Linked DNA regions of Mus musculus: region 2 is linked to region 1. The links are chromatin contacts, found by Hi-C or POLR2A ChIA-PET in ENCODE. All regions are on one chromosome and are shown on one strand. Each heading gives the region's core, a stretch centred on a gene start or an enhancer-like site at or near the end of the contact. The rest is flanking DNA. Distances are from core to core; before and after follow the strand shown.

The links. Hi-C counts contacts between places; a loop is a spot of excess contacts on that map. ChIA-PET counts read pairs that join two places held with the same protein, here RNA polymerase II (POLR2A).
Region 2: POLR2A ChIA-PET joins it to region 1 with 14 read pairs in Patski. The contact joins the promoter of AI661453 here to the promoter of Guca1b in region 1. A Hi-C loop is called at or near these places in 1 of 37 maps with a recorded cell type or tissue (CH12.LX). POLR2A ChIA-PET finds 5 or more read pairs at or near these places in 3 of 5 experiments (Patski and embryonic stem cell).

What each region holds. Positions count from the first base shown.
Region 1 is chr17:47,382,112-47,386,849 of GRCm38, forward strand. Guca1b (guanylate cyclase activator 1B) reads left to right here and starts at 3,282. Exons shown (of 4, transcript NM_146079.1): 1 at 3,282-3,585. The coding sequence starts at 3,379.
Region 2 is chr17:47,435,326-47,440,191 of GRCm38, forward strand. It overlaps AI661453 (expressed sequence AI661453), which reads left to right and starts at 1,314. Exons shown (of 5, transcript NM_145489.2): 1 at 1,314-1,624. The coding sequence starts at 1,480. It also overlaps a transcript of 1700001C19Rik not described here.

The sequences.
Region 1 (4,738 bases), core at 2,032-4,531:
CTCAAGCAATGCTTCCCCACTATGGGTTCTTAATCCTCTTTAAAGCGATATATTTATGCCTCAGTAGGTCAGCGGTATTTATAGGGCAGGTTATGGGCAGCTGGCCCACTTGAAAACCCAACCGATTTGAGGTTTCTCGGTCAGAGACTACAAGTTGTGTTTCATTCATAGAATTCTCCCTTCCTCCTGGATACTGAAGATTGAACCCAGGACCCTCACACAGGCTAGGAAGAGCTCACTACCAAGTTAAGCCTCTCTCTCTCTCTCTCTCTCTCTCTCTCTCTCTCTCTCTCTCTCTCTCTCTCTCTCTCCAAAAGTTTCACTTAGGCCTCCAACATATACTTTTCTGTGCGTGCCTCCTAAGTGGCTGGGATTATCGACCTACATACAATTCTCTTCTTCTTACAATTACTTAAAAAATTTTTTTTATTTATGTATCTGAGTACACACTGTAATTGTGCAGATAGTTGTGAGCCTTCAAATGGTTGTTGGGAATTGAATTTAGGACTTCTACTCTCTCCAGTCAACCCCACTTGCTTCGGGGGTGGAGGGTTGTATAGCCCACAGGGAGGAGACAGCTTCAGTGAAGGCCAACCTGGCCAAGTGAGGATTACATAGAGAAAGAGAGACAGAGAGGACTGAGCCCCAGGGGAGAAGCACCCGGAGTGCTGAGCCTGCATCAGAAGAAGGAAATGAGCCAGATGACAAAGGAGAAGCACACGGAGCGACAGGTTGCAAGCACAATGGGTTGGGGGATCACTGGATTGATGGAATTAGTGTAAGTGAGTGAAGAAGAGGAGGCACGAGACAGACAGTCGAAGGAGCATGGGGGAGCCCCATGCTTTCACACTGCAGGGTGTTTGGGAGCCCTGCGGGCCTTTCTGGAACAGTGCTAGGCTCCACCGGAGCTTCCTGAGCCAGCTTACTGGGAGTGGACGCCTGAGAAGTTCCATGAGTAACAAATTCCCAGAGATGGCTGCTGTTGGGACCATGGGTGAATGGGGGAGGTGGCCACGCTCTTTAGAGCTAAGTGGGTAGAGGGCAGAAAGGTGGCTCAGTAGGCAAAAGGGCTGGTTGGCACAAACCTGGTGTTCTGAGCTCAGGCTGGCTGCAGTGGTATGTATCTGCTTTCCCGGCACTAGGAGATGGGAAGACAGGAGAGTCTTCTAGAAATTTGCAGGGATAGGAAACAGAACAGCAGAAATAAGAGAGACCCTAAGTCAACGAGGTAAAGGGAGCAGACAACTCCTGCAAATGCCCTCTGACCTCTACGTGCACACGCTGTGTACATGTGTGCCTGTACTCACACAGACCCAAAAGAATTAGCTAAGCAAACAAAAAACAACCGAGGAAGCCAAGGGCCCATGAGTTGGCATGGGCAGGGCCAGTCATTCACTTGGCAGTCATGGGAATGCTGCCTGAGTCAGGGACATCCCTGTTGAAGGACAGAGAGGGAAAAAAGTAAAACAGCAAGGCATGGCTTCAAAGGGACAGACATTTACATTCTTCCTCATTTTTACTTAGGTGTGTGTGTTTGATGGTATGTATATCAGGTGCCTGCAGAAGCCAGAAGAGGCATTGGAGCCCCCTGAAACTGGAATCACAGGCAGTTAGTTGTAAACTGTTCAGTGTGGTTAATGGGAACCCAACTCAGTCTCTTCAGAAGAGTAGAAAGGACTCTTAACTACTGAGCCATCTTCTCCAGCCTTGGGGCAGGTGGTTTGAGGAGGGACAGGGGCCATTGCAGACAACAGTGGGGCACAAGGAAAGCACCAGCCCAAACCTCAGGCCCAGAGAAATGTGGGACATGGGAGAAAACGTGTCTAGTCCTGGAAAGGATGACAGTGGAGGTAGAGGCCTTACCTGGAGACTAATGGTGAGATTCAAAGGAATCAGGGTGTCAGGTGACAAAGATCACTGAGCCATGAGGTCAGGCCAATTCCACAATGAGCATCCATCCCAAGGACAGGCTCACAAGTGTGCACTACTTCACACGGCTTAAAAACCAACATAGGTTCTAATGGGCTGGAGGTATTGCTCAGTGGTTAGGAGCTTGTTCTGCTCTTGTAGAGGACCTGAGTTCCGATATGAGCACACATGTTAGGTGGTTCACAACTGCCTGTGACTCCAGCTCCAAGAGATCTACCGCCCTCTTCTGGCCTCAGTGGGCACTGCACTCTCATGAGCACAACCCTCACCATACACACACACATACATTTTTAAAATAATAAAAACACATTTTTAAAAAAAATAAAATAAGCACAAATGTTGGAGAGATGGCTCAATAATTAAAAAAACACTTGTTCTTGCAGAGTACCCAGATTCAGTTTCCAGCACCCACATGGTGACTCACAATGAATTAACTCCAGTCTGGGGGACCTGACAACCTCTTCTGGCCTCTATGAGCACTGCACACATGTGATGCTACACACACACACACACACACACACACACACACACACTTCTTTACATAAAATAAAAATAAGATCTAGCCAAGCATGGTAGGAAACACCTTTAATCCCAGCACCCAGCATTTGAGAGTTAGAGACGACAGGTAGATCTCTGTGAGTTCAAGGCCTTTCTGGTCTACATAGTGAATTCAAGGCTAGCCAGAACTGCAACGTGAGAACCTGTCTCAAAAAATGAAATCTAAAAGATAGCATAAATATCTACTTTGGTTGTTTTTGTTATTGATGCGGTGGGAGTGGGAGTGTCCCCCTGTGTCAACAGGGCAACCCAGAGTGGTTTTGAACTCGAGACCCTTCTGCTTCTCCAGTGCTGGGATTATAGTCATGAGCAATGAATATGTACTTGATTCAGCATGTAATAACTATGTGCTTGGTCAACCTAGTGAATGTGTAACCGCTGCTTAAAGCAAGGTCATGTGGCCTTTAGTATCAGAGCCCTTGCAGACACTGTGGACCACTCTCCTGGGTCCTGCCCGCGGGTTAGTGCTCAGGAGTGGATGGGAGCAATCACGGAGAGAAGGGCTGGAGAGACGCATCTGTCCTTCAAGATTCAGGCATGGTCTGTAAGGGAGCTGCAGACACTGGTGGACCAAGAGCCCTGCCCCCACCCCACCCCATCCCCCAGGCTCTTACCCTCATAGCCTGCCTCTCACTGGACCTGTGGAGGGGCGAGGCAGAGGAAGCTTAGCTTTCTGGAGGTCAGACCTCCCCAGGAATCTCCTAATGGTCTTTACACCGCTAAGCTGCCCGGGGTCTGCCCCTCCCTTCTGGAGGTCCCTTCACAACCAATCAAGTTCAGTTTCCCCGAGACAGTGAAAGGGCTGCTCAGACCAAGGAGAGAGGAGCCTAAGGTCAGCGGAGGACTTGGAGGAGGTAGCGGGCCTGGCTGAGTCTCTTTCTAAAAGCCGGGATGGGGCAGCAGCTGAGCTGGGAAGAGGCGGAGGCGGCCGGGGAGATGGATGTGGCGGAGTTGCAGGAGTGGTACAAGAAGTTTGTCGTGGAGTGTCCCAGTGGGACGCTCTTCATGCACGAGTTCAAGCGCTTCTTCAAGGTCACGGGCAATGAGGAGGCCAGCCAGTATGTAGAGAGCATGTTCCGAGCCTTCGACAAGAATGGGGTAAGGAACCCAGCAGGGGAGGACCTGTGACCCACCCGTTCAGTGAGACTACAGTTCCGCTCAGCTGCCCTCCTCTCCATCCCTCCTGCCCCCACCCTCCCCGCCGCCCTCCATCATTCGTCCCTCCCTTCTTCTTACTGGCTCCTCACATCTTCCTGAGGGCCGAAGGTCACTGGCACACAGTCTGGGTTTTCTCTGGGCTTTTTAGGCCAAGGCTTTGCAGCAAAAGGACATGCTTTTACAAACCCGATAGAACCTCTGCTGCTCTCAGTACAAGGGAGAGAGAGATCCCAAAGCTCTCTTATCTCAGATCAAGAGCACCTTGCCAGGATCCTTCAGATGGCGGCTGCTCCGTTCTTCCCTCTGGGGGATGCTGGCAGGGGCTTCACTTGCCTGGGAGGAGAGTGGATAGTTGCAAAAGCACTTTCAAGTTTTTAAAAAATATATATGGAAGGGATAGCTGACAGTGTGTGTGTGTGTGTGTGTGTGTGTGTGTGTGTGTGTGTGTGTGTGTGTGTGTGTCTGTGAAGTTGTATAGGTACCCATGGAGGCCAGAAGGGGGCATCAGATACATCAGAGCTAGTTACACATATTTTCAAGCTACCCAATGTAGGGTGGGTGGGTTCCAAACACCAGTCCTCAGATAGACCAGTAAGTACTCTTAATTAACTACTGAGCCTTCTCCTCCATGCTTTAAGTCATGGGGAATTGCACAAATCAAATGCCTTCCAGTGGCACCGGCAGCCAAAAGGCACTGAATTACTTAATGCACAGATAATAATTGTGTGTGTGTGTGTGTGTGAGAGAGAGAGAGAGAGAGAGAGAGAGAGAGAGAGAGAGAGAGAGAGCATGCATCCTTCACGAATGGAGGGGTACACTTGTATGCATACGGAGACCAGAGATTGACCTCAGGTGTCAGTCCCTAGGGCGCAGCCAGCCTGTTTCTGTGACACCATCTCATTACCTAGAGCTCCAACCCCCTCCTGTGTCTATTCTCTCAGCACAGAGACAAACAGTAAGTAGGTGCCACTACAGACAGTGTTTGCAATGATTTTAAATCATATATAGGTGTGTGCATGTGCATGCAGTGCCTGAGGGGACCACAAGAGGGCAGTGTGGTTCCCATGAAACTGGGGTTTACAGGTGGTTATGA
Region 2 (4,866 bases), core at 64-2,563, 51 kb after region 1:
ATATGCTCAAGACACATTGTTTATGTATGAAATTGCCAAAGACTAAATTTTATTTCATGAAATATACATTAAGATCGGGCTTGGTGGTCTGAGCATTTAATCCCAGCACTTGGGAGACAGAGTTGAGATAGTCATAAGTTCAAGTCCAGCCTGGTCTACAAATTTCAGGACAGCAATGGCTACATAATAGACAGACCCTGCCATACATAGATAGATAGATAGATAGATAGATGCATACATACATACATACATAATACATACATGTATGTATATGACATATATGGCAGGGTCTCTCTAATATACACACTATATAATGTATTAAATATATTATCTTTAATATATTAATAATATACACAATATAAATAATAAACAAGAAACAATATGAAATATATAAAATAATTATATATTGAATATGTTAAATATTTAATATATTAGTATATTAATATATATGGAGGCCTAACCATGAGGATAGTTTCTTCCTGTGTTCTCTAATGGTACAGAAACTAGCCGGGCGATGGTGGCACACGCCTTTAATCCCAGAACTTTCGAGGCAGAGGCAGGCAGATTTCTGAGTTTGAGGCCAGTCTGGTCTACAAAGTGAGTTCCAGGACAGCTAGGGCTATACAGAGGAACCCTGTCTCGAAAACAAAAACAAAACCAAAAACAAACGAACAAACAAACAAACAAAAAATGGTACAGAAATTAGCCGGGCGGTGGTGGCACAAGCCTTTAATCCCAGCACTCCTGTCTCGGAAAAACAAAAAAACAACAACAACAACAACAACAACAACAACAACAACAACAAAAAAAAAAAAAAAAGGAAAAAAAATGTGCAGAAATTTCTTAACTCTACCTGGCCTCTAACTTCCTGTGTATTCATCATTTGTATTCATCGAAGTCTCCCTCACACATGTCAGAGGGCCCACGGGATGCTCTGGGCCATGCTAGCTTGGCCAGGCAGGTACTTTTCTGGGATGCAAGTCATTTCTAAACTGTCCACCCTGATCTGCTCAGGAAGGGCTCACAGACTCAAGGAACTCGCCTTGGGCTTTTCCTGGTCCAGAAAAAAAAAAAAAAAAAAAAAAAAAGTGGGGGTGGATCGGGCGTGCCGGTAGGGAACCCGCGGCAGGGGGCGGCTCTGCTCCCCAGCAGGGCGTGGGCCGGGCGAGGTCCTCCGCGCAGCGCACGGTGCCAACAATAGGCTGTTGTGGAAGGAGGCAGGAATGTGGCCCGGGGAGTTGGGCGGCGGGGCGGGGCCGGCTCCGGGCGGCAGCCTCTTACCTGTCCAGGTAGCTCGCATTTCCAGGCGAGCGGCGGCGGCGCCCGCACCACCTGTCGCCGGGTGCGCGGGCGGGGAGCGCGGCTGGGGACCATGGCCTGCTAGTGTCCCCTGGGAAGACGCTGCGGGGTTCAGTCTGGAGCAGGACAGGCCTAGGGACGGAAGGTCCTTCCCTCGGGGACAGATCGGCCTGCAGCAGCATGAAAAAGAACCAGACCATGCAGGGCACTTTCAGCAAACTCTTTGGGAAGAAGCACGCCCACCCCTCCACCACGTCCCTCTACGCCACCAATCCACCCTGGATTTTCACCCACGAGGCCCAAGAGGAGGGAACCAGGGACTTTGGTGAGTGCACCCCGGCTGGGGGAAAAAAAAAAAAAAAAAACAAGGGAGAGTTCCCCGTGGCGCCTCTTCCCTCCTGGCTCTGGCGTCACTTGGGCGCTGGGAAAGCGGGCTGGGGCAGGGACACGTTGGAACCTGTGGACCGGCTGAGGAGATGCTGGGAAGGGGAAGGAGGCGCGGCAGCCCGAGTCAGAGAGGTGCAGGGAACCCCTGAAGTGAGGCCGCCGATCCTTGCCGCCCTCACCTGCCGTTCCCTGTCTCCCTTCATAACCTTTGGTAGGGTTTCTGTTTGTGTGGCTGTCTTTGCTGTGTCTCCTACCACATATCCGCATTCTGAGTCAGAGATCTAGACGTCTGTCCCTAGTCCTTTCCGCTTCCTCTGTCCCGCAGAGAGAGCCTGCCTCAGGTGCCCTTGCCGTTCGTTCTGTTTGAGAAAGGAAAGTCAGCGAGCAGGCCACTGTTAGCAGATTGCCAGCCATTTGCGACATCAAATTAGCTTTGTTTGGTTTGGTTGGGGGTGGGGAGGGAAGGGGGCTGAGTGTCACATGCTCTTGCCCAGGTCCTCTTGGATCTGGGTTGTCTATGGTCTCGGACTGAAGAGTCAGAGGTGGGACAGAGGAGAGTGCGGACCCTTTGAATCAAGGGTGGTGTGTCTTTGCAAACTACTGGAAATAAATTGGCCCTTCCCCAGCTCCGGCTATGGGACACTCCTATCTCTTTGTCAATCTCCAGTTTATACACTCTTAACTGGGGGGAACCCCGGGAAAATGGGGGAACGGTACTCACTTCTTGTTTTTGATCCATGCTTCTGGTGTCTGAAGTGGGAGACAGGGGTGTGTCACCAATCACTCCCTAGTTTTACCTGCCTTCCTCATCACCTTTATGGTACTTGGAGTTCTGTTCAACACCCAAATGATTACATTGGGGGCCAGGGCAAGAACAAGATGTCACCTTTCCCTGACCTAAAGATCTCTCACCAGCAGGCAAGCAAAACTAAGAGTATGCCCTCCTGCCCTTTGGGGGCCTCTGCTGGAAGACAGCCTTTAGGTGCATGAGAAAGAGAAGAGGCATTTCTGAGGGGAACCTAGCCTCAGAGTGGAGAGGGAAGGCTGTCTCTGACAGAGCACAGGTTTCAGTAATGGGGAAGAGAGCAGGACCAAGTGGGGGCGTGTCTAGGCAAAGAAGATACCAGTGCTGGCAAGTGAACCCTAAGTGTACTCTGGGATGCCCCAACACCTTCCTTGGCCTGAAGGAAGACATCAATAGCAAACTGTCACCCACCTTTCCTAGGTGCAAACTCTCCTAAAACGTTTGATCTTTGACTCACTGAGTCTCTGTCTAGTGTAAGATGCTATTATTGGCTTTCTGGATGAGGACGCCAAAGAACAGGGATGTTACAGACCTGGTCCAAGACCGCAAGATTTAAATGGTAGAGCTGCGATTTTCCCAGCGCATAGGAACAGATGCTCTTCAGTAGACACCTAACTCATGTAGCTGTCACCAGCAAGCAAGTGAGAGAATTTCCAGTACCCCAGAGTCTTGCTGGCAAGAGAGCCAACATCTGGACCCAGGCAGAGCCCGACTCTAGCAGGCTTTCTGATTTTTCTCTGGAGGAAGGGATTTGGGGGTGAATGCCTGAAAAACCAGTCCCCACCCACCACCACCACCCCTTTCTCTTCAAAGAGTCTCGGAACAGCCTCTTCACATTTCCTCCCTATTTTGTCTGGATGATCGGACTGTTGGTCGGAATCAGGCCTGGAGAGAGAAGAGGGACAGGATACCTTGTAAGCTCTTAGCAGTCTAGTCAGGGCAGGAGTCTAGGGGACAGTTCCTCCCTGTCCCCAGGGCAGGGCTGGGCCTTCAGCTGACTCAGCTTGGCTGTGCGTGCCTGGGCTGGGGTTTGGGAAGGGGTGGACATCAGCCTGGCTCTCCTGTGTTCTCCAGTGCTCCCTTGGGGTGCTCACAGGCAGGACAAACCCACCTCCTTGTTACGGAGGTTTGGGGTTGTTGGGGATTCTGGGATGGCAGTGGGTAGGCTAGCCTTCCCTCTGTGTCAGCGATAGTGCTTGCTCCTCATTGTTTGCTGTTCTGTGGGGACAGTACTGAGTCTTAGAGCCGTGCCTCTCAAGGCGGGGGCCCTCTTTACAGTTCCTCATGTTGGGGTGATCCCCCGGCCATAAAAGTATTTTGTTGCTACTTACATGACTGTAATTTTGCTAGTGTCATGATTTGTCATGTAAATATCTGATATATTGGACATCTGATACGCAACCCCAAAGGAGTCTCGGCCCACAGGTTGAAGGCAGCTAGCTTAGACTGCCTGTGGTCATGTATATAGCAAGCTTTCAAGACAGGAAAGGAAACTGCTTCAAGGAGGCGTTAAGTAGCTGCAGGAGACTGTTAGAGTCTAAAGTAGCTGCTGCCTAGTGTCTAAATCACAGTTTATTACACTCAAATCATTGAAGCAGCTTTTTGTTGACCTGCTGTGTTGCCCCGGGTGGCCCTGAACTCCTGGACCCCATCGATCTTCCTGCCTCGGCCTCCCAATAGCTGGGACCACAAGTGTGTGTCACTCACTGTGACAGGCTCATTCCCATTCTGAACTTTGCCTGTCCCTGCCTGCTGCATTTCCTTGTCCTCGGGTGGCGGTTCTCCAAAGGAAGTGGGCAGGAAGAGGCCACCCTGAGGTTTCAAAGGGGTGGGGCATTCCAGCTCTAAAGAACCCCAAGACTGTGACCAGTGCTGGGGTGGGGGGGCAAGTGGTTGACGAGGGTGGGGGTAACCAGAAATCAATGTCCAGGAATGTGAAGGAATTGAGCTTGCTGGCCTGTGGCTACAGCCACGTCCCAGGTCCCAGTTTGTTTGCACAAGGACAGGCTGGGTGCAGATATAATCCAAACAGGCACAGGGGGTGCTGGGTAAATTTTTCTGTATCTGGTGATTACAGCCCTACTGAATGCAATCACAATCTTTTTGTTTGTTTTTTGTGACAGGGTTTCTCTGTGTAGCCCTGGCTGTCCTGGAACTCACTTTGTAGACCAGGCTGTCCTCGAACTCAGAAATCCGAATGCCTCTGCCTCCCGAGTGCTGGGATTAAAGGTGTGCGCCACCACACCTGGCTAGCAATCACAATCTTAATTAAGCCTTCTGCCACCCAAACAGGGGCTTCAAACGGCTTCGCAATTGTCTTTTAAGCACTTGAGAAGATAAATTCGAATCTAAACAGGTCTTTGTAGTCCTTTTTG